Regions from separate parts of the Homo sapiens genome. Here region 2 is linked to region 1. A link is a contact called in ENCODE Hi-C or POLR2A ChIA-PET data. All regions are on one chromosome and are shown on one strand. Each heading gives the region's core, a stretch centred on a gene start or an enhancer-like site at or near the end of the contact. The rest is flanking DNA. Distances are from core to core; before and after follow the strand shown.

The links. A loop is a pair of places that touch in the nucleus more often than their neighbours do. ChIA-PET counts read pairs that join two places held with the same protein, here RNA polymerase II (POLR2A). Pooled maps may share reads with other maps.
Region 2: POLR2A ChIA-PET joins it to region 1 with 15 read pairs in BJ. The contact joins two enhancer-like sites. A Hi-C loop is called at or near these places in 1 of 37 single-sample maps with no recorded cell type and 5 of 50 pooled maps. POLR2A ChIA-PET finds 5 or more read pairs at or near these places in 8 of 52 experiments (BJ, GM12878, HEK293 and 5 more).

The regions. Positions count from the first base shown.
Region 1 is chr1:207,860,572-207,863,496 of GRCh38, forward strand. No RefSeq gene overlaps it. Among named protein-coding and RNA genes, the nearest start is that of MIR29B2CHG, 39 kb to the left of the region's middle. Within about 2 kb of position 1,365, at least 8 of the 41 ENCODE cell types and tissues checked have a DNase peak (open chromatin) inside an H3K27ac peak, as active enhancers do.
Region 2 is chr1:207,940,344-207,943,268 of GRCh38, forward strand. No RefSeq gene overlaps it. Among named protein-coding and RNA genes, the nearest start is that of LINC02767, 17 kb to the right of the region's middle. Within about 2 kb of position 1,493, at least 15 of the 41 ENCODE cell types and tissues checked have a DNase peak (open chromatin) inside an H3K27ac peak, as active enhancers do.

The sequences.
Region 1 (2,925 bases), core at 115-2,614:
AGGCAGATGGAAAGCCAGAAATACACACCCTGGAAGCCAAGTGAAGAAACAGCGTCAAGGAAAAGGGTATGATCAGCGGTGCCAAACTGAAGAGCTCCTGTGAGGAAGATGAAGAAGTGACCACTAGAGTCAGGATCATGGGAGTTACCATGGACCTTGCCAGGAGCACTTTCATCAGAGTGGTGTGAGTCAAGAGAGGATGTGAACACAGCAAGGACTGAAAATATGGAGGGACAGATGATGGGGCAGTAGCTGGGAGAGGTGACCAAAGAAGACTTTTTGAAGATGAGAAAGCCTTTGGAAACGATCGAGCAGGGGGAAAAAGTGGTGATGCAAGGAGGAGGGGACAGGCTGGGGCAATGTCGAATATGTGAGAGTAACTGAAATTTAGGGCAAAGTAGAAGGCTGCCCTCGGACAGAACCATGAAGAGTTCATTTAGGAAGAAGGTAGGGAATACAATATATCCTAGCCATTTGAAGTCTTTTGTTTTGTGTTTTATAATACTATAATGTATTTTAGCACAGCACTACTTTTTATAAATTATAAATACACACACAAACAAGGGGAATTGCTCAAAAGTTTTAACTGATATGGGCACACAATCAAAACGATTAAAGACCACTTAACTGAAAGAAAACAAAACATATCATCAGAGGCTGAACATGCCTTCAGTGACAAGGAGATATGTATCATAAGGATACTAGGTTTTATATCTGAAAATATACTTTTATTAACTAAGATTTTTTTAAAGGCTCAGACACTATAATCCAGTAACTACAATACAGTTGCATTTGAACTGAAAATGCAAAAATATAAGAAGAATCATGGACCATTCTCAAAATCAGAGCATCACAGGAGTCAGAGTCTGATTATTTACTTACATAAAGAAATGTAAATCAGTTAAAAGTTTTATCAGCAAGACAGGCCTGAATTGTATCATCATATTTAGCTACTGAGGCAGACTGGCTAACCAATACACAACGAACAGCAAATCAAGAAAGTGGGCCTGTCATCTGAAAGGCTGGCAGGTAGCCTAACTGGAACAGGCAAAAGCCCCAAACCAACCTGAAGTCCACAAAGCCACAGAAACATCCAATTTGCTCAAACATATTAGCAACACTTGGCTTTTGCCAAGCCCTGTAACAATTCAGAGCCCCCCTCTTTAAACGTGTTCATTTAGCCTCTCCACAATCCACCAATTCAGGAAGCTCTCCATTTTAACTTTCAGAGCTATCCACACTCAAGCCCAAAAGTGTTACATGGATACACACAAGGCCCAAGCAGCACCACAGTTAGAATGCCGGGTCGTGTGGCTATGAGACACAGGCCTGCCACAGAAGCCATGCCTGGCTTCTTGAACATTCTAGGCGCACCTTTGTCAACCACATAAAATGACAGCATGAGAGCATGAACACCAAGCTATAAAAACGTGGCAGGTCTGCCTGCACAGAAGTGACGGTTGTGGTCACACTGCTCAGCTGGGGTGAACGCACGGGGAAAACTGCCAAGCAGCAGCTCTCCTGTGGTCAAACTGTAAGCTCCAGGAGTTGGGCCCTGTCTGTCCTTTTCACAGGTGTAGGCCCAGTGTCCAGTACAGCTCCTGAAACAGAGCAGGCTCCCAAGAAACATCTACTGAAGGAAGGGAAAAATGACTAGCTACATTAAACCATAAAGGCAAGAGGGATCATGAAAAAATGCTCAAAATCATAAAAATCATCTAACAAAACTCAGGAAGCTGTTGATGGCAGCTGACTGGGAAGAATCGTGGGTAGCTAAGTAAATCTAAAAGGTAGAATTGCAAAACATAAATTCTTTTAAGAATGACCATAATCTTTATTAACAGAGCCTTGAAGATTTGTCATCAACTAAATGAAACATGAGGATCTTGTTTGGAGCCTGACTCAAACCAACTGGCTGTTTTCAAAAAAAAAAAAAAAAAAGAAAGAAAGAAAGAAATTGAGACATCGAAGGAAAGTTAAACACCATTTGGATATTTGGATGACAGGAGATATTTAGGGATGACTGTGCTTTTTCAAGGTGTAATAATACCACTAGGGTTAAGTTTTTAAAAGGTATTATCATTTAGAGATATATTAAAAAGTATTTATAGATAAAATAATACAGGATCTAGGTCTTGCTGTAAAATAATCCAAGAAGGGAGTAAGAAAAAGGTGGGTGAAGGTATAAAAGAAATGAGAAAAGCCATGTGTTGATTACAAGTCGAAAAACTGGGGGATGGGAACATTGAGGTGTATTACGCTAACTCTATCTTTGTGTACCTGTGAAAATTTCCATTGACAAATTTGAAAAAAAAAAAAAAGACTAACCATAATGTCAAACCATAGTTAATTTCCTCGCATTTGCCGCACTGTTGGAAAATAACTGAGAGGCATTTTTAGTCATACATGGACACAGTGGTTTCTGAGGAGACCAGCAGAACAGAGCTGAGAGTCCCATCTTTTCTTTATCCCTGCCATCATGTTCATCTGAGACTCACTTGTGTCATTTCTGCTTTCATCCTAGGCCTGAAGAGGTCTCCATGTTTCCTCTCACAATGGCTCCTACTCTCCTTCCACTCTTCCCTTCTCTGCCGCTGGTTAGTTCTTCACAATTCTGGTGGCCCTCTGCTATACCCAATGATCCTGACTACCTCTAACCCACCTTTGTAGCCAGGTTATATTCCTTCCTTCTCATGGCCCTAATGCCAATGGATTCTGTCATGCCCATACAGCTTTAACCCTTCTCTTTTCCTTAAAGGCAGTCACTTAAAGGCACTCATCGTCATACATCCAAGTATGTCCATCTTCCCCCAAATTTGTCACACTTGCTGCGTTAAGCACCTCTCTTCCTCCACTTACCCACTCAGATTCCTCCTGCACATTTCCAGGACAGATCAAACAAGGATGGGTCAGCCAATAAATATC
Region 2 (2,925 bases), core at 243-2,742, 80 kb after region 1:
TCCTGAACCTGAAGCTGTTATGATCAAATAGTGTTTCACCAGAGAATTTTGAGAGCTTTATATATTGACCATGAGACAAGGAGGGACAGGGATGACTAGAGATAGAGAAACCAGCTAGGAACAACCACAATAGTCCATGGACCAACTGTGGCTTTCACACTCATTTTTTTTTTCTTTTTGGGAGAAAGATAATTTATAAAGGTCTCAACTATTTCAAATGTGTGTGTTGGTTTTTTTTTAATTTGATTTAGGATTCAAACTTTACTTCAATATCAGAGGACTCTGAAGTTCTCTTAGAAACATTATCTAGAGTCATTTGCTTGCCAAATATTTCTAAGTAGCAACAACAAAAACAATTAAATTCTTTGTAGTTAAAAGGCCTTTCTAGATGTGAAAAAGAACATTTGCTCATAATACCATTTAATTCTACTTTCAGTCTGTGACCTCAGGCATCCTGAGACATCCAAATCCAATTTATTCTGGAAAATGTTTTAGATTTCAAAATTTCAGATAACTAGAGCCTATATTTCATTTTTTTAAAATTTGCATACTCTTTTAAAGTTTAACACAAGAAAATCAAAGAAGCCATAATTACTGTAAATAAAAAAATAAAAATGCATTTTTTAAAACCCCAAGAAATTTCCCCAAATTTCACTAAAACACTGTCATTAATCTATGTATTAATCCATAAAGATTTCTGAAAGGTATAAAGGATTTAAAATGTCAATTACATTTAATTCTCATTAGTTCTAATTAGTGAGTACAGACAAATACTACCTTCAAAAATACCATTTTTTTAATATCCAATACAAATTAGGTTGTCTTTTTACCGGCTTATACATTTTTTTTTATTTATTATCCTTTCTCAAAACGCTTTTTCACTCTCAACCTTCTTTTTAGTGATTGGGTTTTTGTTCATATACTTTCTTCACAGGCTTTTCCACTTTTTTAGAAAGCATTTTCACTTAACAATGTGGAGAAGATGACAATGATAACACACAGGTTTAAACAACACAACAAGCAATGCAAGCAAAATAGAAGCCATCTTACAGGCAAAGCAGCTAGATCCAACTACAGGGCACCCTATACCCTCCTGCCCAAACTTGTGTTCAAATTATAAGTTTTCACTGGCCCCAGCATGCAGATATTTTATAGCAGGTTTTCAATTAGGGTACTGCATGTGGGATAAAAATGGACGCAAGCCATTACAGGGAATATTTGCAGAGTGAGAATTCAGGTAGTAAGGGTTATCTATATTGTGCTCTGTGCGTCCACTGTCTTCTCTAAAAAAAACTAGGTGAAAAAAATTTTAATTAACAAAATATATACAAACAAAATACAAAAACACAAAAAGGAAGACAAATTATTATATTTATTTTCTTATGGTTTGCATTCTTTCTTCTGATCAGACAACAAATCCCTTTGTGGAAGTGACCTCATTTTACAATTCAGTCCAACAAATGATGCTGGCCGCCCACGTGGTGCCAGGCACAGCGCCAGGCACTGGAGGCAGGGAGCTACTTATGACGCAGATGGAGCACCAAGGCTGAGCTTGTCAGCTTGCTCCGGAAAATGTTTGTTTCCTCCCAGTTTCCATGTCTGGATGCCTTGTATCTGCCGCTAGGTAACTGGGTTATTTCTCCACAGCACTCCCCTCTCCAAACAAAAGCTTTCCCCAACCATAACCAGCAAGACAAAATAGCAATCTGGTCGTTTATGTTGATATTCACCCAAAACGTGGTCATTAAAATAAGAGCATCAATTTTTACGTCGCTATTAATTACTTATCATTGTTTATAATGCTTATATATTTTAGAGCGAAATATAAAGAAATAAAAACAGGGAAGTGCAAACTGAGTATCTACCTCCCATTAAACTTCAACTTTAGTTCTAACCATTTCTTTATCTAACCCAGTTTTTCTTATTTTGTAAAAACAACCTTTAAAGTGTCCAGTGCCACAAAATCCTAGCTTTTCAGAGTTTCAGAAACTAGAGTCTCTTTCTCTCTCTGCTTCAGGGCTTCTGATAGTTCTTGGGTCAAAAGCCTGTAGTTATTTACGTATACTTACTAGAGAAAGGGCATTCTATTTTACTGTTTGCTGCCATGAATAGACTCTGACGCATTTTAACTGGCCGGCTAGACTTTCAGAGGAAATCTGGCTTTAAGCTTTCAGAAGAGACCTTCCTCTTTCTTTTTCTTTCATAGTTAGAAGAGGAGTCCGGGCACGGTGGCTCACGCGTGTAATCCCAGCACTTTGGGAGGCCGAGGCCGGTGGATCACCTGAGGCCAGGAGTTGGAGACCAGCCTGGGCAACATGGTGAAACCCCGTCTCTACTAAAAATATAAAAATTAGCTGGGCGTGATGGCGCACGCCTGTAATTCCAGCTACTCGGGAGGCTGAGGCAGGAGAATTGCTTGAACCCGGGAGGCGGAGCTTGCAGTGAGCCGAGATCTCGCCAGTGCACTCCAACCTGGGTGACAGAGTGAGACTCCATCTCAAAAAAAAAAAAAAAAAAAAAAAAAAAGGAAAGAGCAGGAAGACAATGGCAAGCACTGAGAAGCACTTATATACACAGTCAGGGCAAAGATTTCTTGCAGTAGTCAGGGTCAGACTGGCTTCTTCCCCTCCTTGCCCTTGAGACAGAGTCACCCAGGCTGGAGTGCAGTGGCGCGATCTCAGCTCCCTGCAACCTCCGCCTCCTGGGTTCAAGAGATTCTCGTGCCTCAGCCTCCCAAGTAGCTGGGATTACAGACGTGCGCCACCACACCTAGCTAGTTTTTGTTTTTTTAGTAGAGGTGGGGTTTTGCCATGTTGCCCAGGCTGATCTGGAACTCCTGAGCTCAAGGGGATCCAGCCCGCCTCGGCCTCCCGAAGTGTTGGGATTACAGGCGTGAGCCACCGTGCCCCACCCCTCCTTGCCTTT